Regions from separate parts of the Homo sapiens genome. Here region 1 is linked to region 2. Evidence: read pairs that join two places in POLR2A ChIA-PET (ENCODE). Cell type or tissue: GM12878. All regions are shown on one strand.

Region 1 (2,500 bases), 510 kb after region 2:
GGAGTATTGCGTTAAGTACAGGAGGAGCAAGTTACTGCAAAGAGAAACGAAAGCCTTGAAAACCAAAGCACTGTTATTTCCGCGTGTATCTTCCAGGGTGAAGCAAGCACATTTCTGTGAATGGGAGCTTTTTTAGACCTATTTGGAGATCTGTAAAATTTAGGTGATTCAACCTACCAACCTTAAATTGAAACCCAAGCCATTACAAGATCAGACTGTAGCGTTCTGAAGGAGTGTGTAAGTGTACGTATGTGGGCTTTGTCATGAAGCAGAATTTGAGAAAAGGGACCACACTGATGTGAGGCTTTACCAAAGCCCCGCGCTATAAGCAATACTCCAACAGTGTTGTGTGTGTTTGTTTTCTTTTAATTGGGAATAGTTATGCATACTCTGTAAGCACAAACTGTAAAAGAGGGAGGTTATACGAATAGACTTCCCTACTGTAAATAAAACACACTGTTGGGATCAAGTAAAACTTGCAACAAATTAAGCCTGACATTTAGGAATAACCATGGTGTAATTGAGCTACATAGAAATCCAACATAAAAGACAAACTTCCTAAGGAGGTGACTCAAGCCACACCTCTGGGGGCAGATAGTGGGAGGTGAGAGGGGACAGGGAAAGTAGCGAAGTCCCTGGAAGTCCTTCAGGAGGCTGAATCAGAGAGGCTTCAGCCAGGGCTCAAAGGCAGGCAGTGTGGATCCAGAATGCCACTCCTTGCTGTGTCGGAGGATTAAACAGAGTCATGTGATGCCTATTCTCAGGCCCAGAGGTGGCTTGGGAGCACCTGCTGGAAGGACAAGGTCGAGATCCTCAAATGTCCCCTTCTCTTGGTCTCCAGGTCATTGAACTTAGAGGAGTCACTGAGGGACAGCCACACTCCTCCTCCTTTAAAAACCACAAGCTGCCTTGCTACCTTCACATCACCTGTAATGCCCTCCAATTATATATTTATTTCATTTTAAAGAAAATATCAGCCAGGCACAGTGGCTCACGCCTGTAATCCCAGCACTTTGGGAGGCCAGGGCAGGCAGATCACTTGAGTTCAGGAGTTCAAGACCAGCCTGGCCAACATGGCGAATCCCTGTCTCTACTAAAACTACAAAAATTAACCGTGCATGGTGGCATGCGCCTGTAATCCCAGCTACCTGAAAGGCTGAGGCCAGAGAATTGCTTGAACCTGGGAGGTGGAAGTTGCAGTGAACCCAGATCAAGCCACTGCACTCCAGCCTGGGCGATACAGCGAGACTCCGTCCCCCTGACCAAAAAAAGAAAAAGAAAATATCTGTAAGAAAGCTGGAGTGCTTTCAATTTCTCACAACTTGATTGGGTTGGTTCTCTGTCTACTTTCCTAGCTGGGACTAATCACTGAAGCACCCAGGGTTATTTACATGAACACCAGCTTCTAGAAAACTCTGCCCCTCCTCCCTTAGGAGGCTCTCAGGTTCCCCTGCTGCATAGACCTGGGGCAGCCACCACATTTCCCATACCCTAGAGAAGAAAGAACAAAGGGCCATTTGCAACACGGGACACTTCAGGAGGGAAATCCAGGGGTGGCCTCAACCACTAAAGTAACATGAGAGCTCGATGCTCCCTAAAGAGCCCAGCAGAGGGGGGCAAGGAGAGTCACGGAAGTGGGTGGGTACCCCGTCCAAAGGCTGGTTCACAGTTTGCCCTGGCCCCTCCATCCTCCCACCAGAAGACAAGAGGATTGCTTTCACTCCTGGGTCATTCCTGCCAGCCCTCCCTACTGTGCCTACCTGGAGGTGGGCAGTGAGAGGGACAGGGTGGGAAAGCCTTGGCCCCAAGAGACTCTGGGCAGGGCCCTGGATGGACCACCCAAGCCATCCTGCTGCAGCAAACAGATGGTGTGGGCCGCCTGGGGACCGTGAAGTGCACTGCTCAGCTCTTATTCCCGAGAGGGATGTCTGTGTTCACAGGGCCTTATTCTACACACACCCAGCCTAGCAGCAGCTGGAGTCTACTAGGTGGCAAAAAAGTTAGCCATAAGAGTTTGGGGTCATTCATTCATTCACATCTTCAACATTTTTTTTTTTTTGAGACAGGATCTCACTCTGTCTCCCAGGCTGGAAGGCAGTGGCACAATCTCGGCTCACTGCAGCTGTGACCTCCTGGGCTCAAGCAATCCTCCCACCTCAGCCTCATTTTTTTTTTCTTTTTTTTTGAGATGGAGTCTCACTCTTGTTGCCCAGGCTGGAGTGCAGTGGTGCAATCTCGGCTCACTGCAAGCTCTGCCTCCCGGGTTCACGCCATTCTCCTGCCTCAGCCTCCCTAGTAGCTGGGACTACAGGCGCCCGCCACCACGTCTGGCTAATTTTTTGTATTTTTAGTAGAGACAGGGTTTCACCATGTTAGCCAGGATGGTCTCGATCTCCTGACCTCATGATCTGCCCGCCTCAGCCTCCCAAAGTGCTGGGATTACAGGCGTGAGCCACTGCACTCAGCCCCACCTCAGCCTCTTGAGTAGCTGGGATTACAG
Region 2 (2,500 bases):
TTTTTACTGAACCATTGTACTCTTTTGACATTAGCTAAATTCTACCTGCTAGTCACAGGGTCAGCATTGGTGAGTGGCTGGTCCCCCATGATGCCATGGGCATGGTACACCTGCCACCGAAAAAGAAATCTTTGCCATCTCTAAGGGCTTTCCCAACCCCGGCTGTAAAGAACATCTGATTTTCAGCATAATGTAAATCCCAGCTTTGCCTGCCAGTAAATTCATGTACATCATGTTAACATCAGGTTTATATTAAACATTTACATTAAGAATTGGAGTGGAAGATTAAATTGTTTGCATGCATTGCCGTCACAGAAGGAATGGCCTCATCATCCTCCCTGCCCATGGTGCTGAGTGCCAGCAGACTAATGATCAGACAGTTACCCATCAGAAAGGCAGGTGAGACACTGATGCACAATCCTTGTCAAAGCTGGGCAGCCTCTGTCCACTCTGCCTGTGCCCTTGGCAATTATCAGCAAGCTATGAGCTATACTACCATCCCCTGCCAAGTGAGGTTTAATTTATGACACCAAGGATAATGATTCACTCCAACGCAATACTCAGAATTACTGTCTTTTCCTCTGAATTAGAATTCTTCTACCTACAAAATGACGTGCTTTTTAGTATTTTGATTCAAATCAGTCATGATCATGCTGGATGTTGTAGGGTTGAAAACATTTGGTTGTGCAACTTGAATATTCTGCAAGAGATTAAGCTGGGGATAGACTAAAGGTGGTTCTAAGTCCAGTCTCTAAGGAGCACTGCTGTCCTTTCTCTCTGAAATTCAGATCCAGAGAGAAAGAGAAGACTCTAAGAGGAACTCAGGTCTGCAGGTTTTCCTGGGCCAGTTCTCCCTGCCATGAATATGAAGAGTTGCCCAGGACACTCTAACTAGCAAATAGTCTGCAGAACAAATGTTTTTGTGGGGGAGAAAAAACCAACAACCATGGACGCCAAGTCAAGTGGCTAGAGAAGAGTGATGTTGTTAAAGTGTATGATTCATTAAGTCTTGTCTGCGTGTCAGATGTTCAGCATTTGGTGCTATTGCCTCCAATTTAAATCATTTTTTAAAGAAGTGCCGAAAAAGGTGCTGAAAGGCACCTCACTCTGTTCCCGCACTTGAAAAACACTGTCTGCCTGTGCACTGTGGTAAAACTTTGCATTTTGGCTAGACACCCTGTGTGGAGCTGTGCTGAAGCTGGAGGGTTTCTTTTTTTTTTTTTCTTTTTTTTTTTTTTAAGTTTGTACAGTCACCCAAAGGCAGGAAGAGAAAACAGTGTTTCCCCAAGCCAAAGATCCCTCCTGATGGCATCTGTGAAATAGAGAGAGAAAGTGCTGCTATAGTGAGCCTTCCCCTGCAGTGAGAAACCCTACCACAAGTTTCCATGTAGTGACTGCCTGCACGTAAGAGCTGCCTCCCAGTGCTTTTCTGCTGGGAGTCCTTCTCTCCTAGAATTCTTTTCAGAACCCCTGGAATGTCAAGAGCTGCTGATCGTGGTTTATCATCACCAGTTACAAGTAAGGCTAGCATTGATATCTCACCTTGGATTGTTGTCAGTACCCAATGACCTCACGGAGACTCAATGTGTTGGTTCCTCGACACCCCCTAAATGCTTCTAGGGGTGTAGCTGCCGCTTCCTCCTCACACAAAAAGGGGTGACGCATGTCTCAAGGATGAATCTTGCGAACATGATGCTAAATGAAATAAGTCACGAAAGGAGAAATAGTATATGATTCCACTTATATGAGATACTGAGAGTAGACAAATCTATAGAGATAGAAACTAGAGTGGTGGCTGCCAGGGGCTGAGGGAAGAGAGATAGGTAATTAGTGTTTAGTGAGTACAGAATTTCAGTTTTATAAGATGAAAAGCATTCTGGAGATGAATAGTCGTGATGGTTGCACAACAATGTAAATGTACTTAATTCCATTAAATTCTACACTTAAAAATTGTTAAGATGATAAATTTATGGTGTGTATATTGTACCACAGTTAAAAAAAAAAGATGGTGCAGGTCAGAAAGCGGTCAGGAAAGTCCCAGTTAAGACTCCAAGGACTTCCCCAGGTTAGTGTGACTTGGCATTCATGAATAAAATGTGGCTTTCTGGGTATTAATCTGAGATCTGGGCCTCCATATTCTCAAGCACTGTATGACAGGCATGTTATGAATTTCATCAGAACTGCAATTCCTGCTGATAGAAACTTCCCCGGCTCCTCAGGCGCTTGCTGACCCAGGCCTTTAGCAGTAGCTATAAGATGCTTAAGATTTACCTAAAAATGAAGGTGATGGTGTTTCCTCCAATTCAAAGAGAATACAGCAGGTGGTAGGCTAGGGCTGAAGCTTGGTTGGGGAGAGTAGTGTATTAGTCCATTCTCACACTGCTATGAAGCAATACCCGAGACTGGGTAATTTATAAAGGAAAGAAGTTTAATTGACTTGCAGTTCTGCAGGGCTGGGGAGGCCTCAGGAAACTTACAATCTGGCAGAAGGGGAAGCAAA

What was found. ChIA-PET counts read pairs that join two places held together with the same protein. Peaks named below come from ENCODE experiments on the same cell type or tissue, not always from the same donor. Only the 100,000 strongest peaks of a DNase experiment are listed, where the experiment ranks them.
Region 1: POLR2A ChIA-PET joins it to region 2 with 12 read pairs; 1 of 35 experiments calls an interaction of 5 or more read pairs at or near these places.

What each region holds. Positions count from the first base shown.
Region 1 is chr17:72,511,350-72,513,849 of GRCh38, forward strand. All of the region lies in intron 1 of LINC00673 (long intergenic non-protein coding RNA 673), which reads right to left. Among named protein-coding and RNA genes, the nearest start is that of LINC00673, 80 kb to the right of the region's middle. In GM12878, no CTCF peak of the experiment used is centred here; a DNase peak (open chromatin) is centred at 1,410; H3K27ac peaks cover 563 bases.
Region 2 is chr17:72,003,643-72,006,142 of GRCh38, forward strand. No RefSeq gene overlaps it. Among named protein-coding and RNA genes, the nearest start is that of ROCR, 21 kb to the right of the region's middle. RefSeq lists enhancers at 924-1,003, 1,404-1,743, 1,934-2,083 and a silencer at 1,214-1,283. In GM12878, a CTCF peak has its summit at 2,309; DNase peaks (open chromatin) are centred at 1,329, 1,789 and 2,159; H3K4me3 peaks cover 1,218 bases; H3K27ac peaks cover 2,273 bases.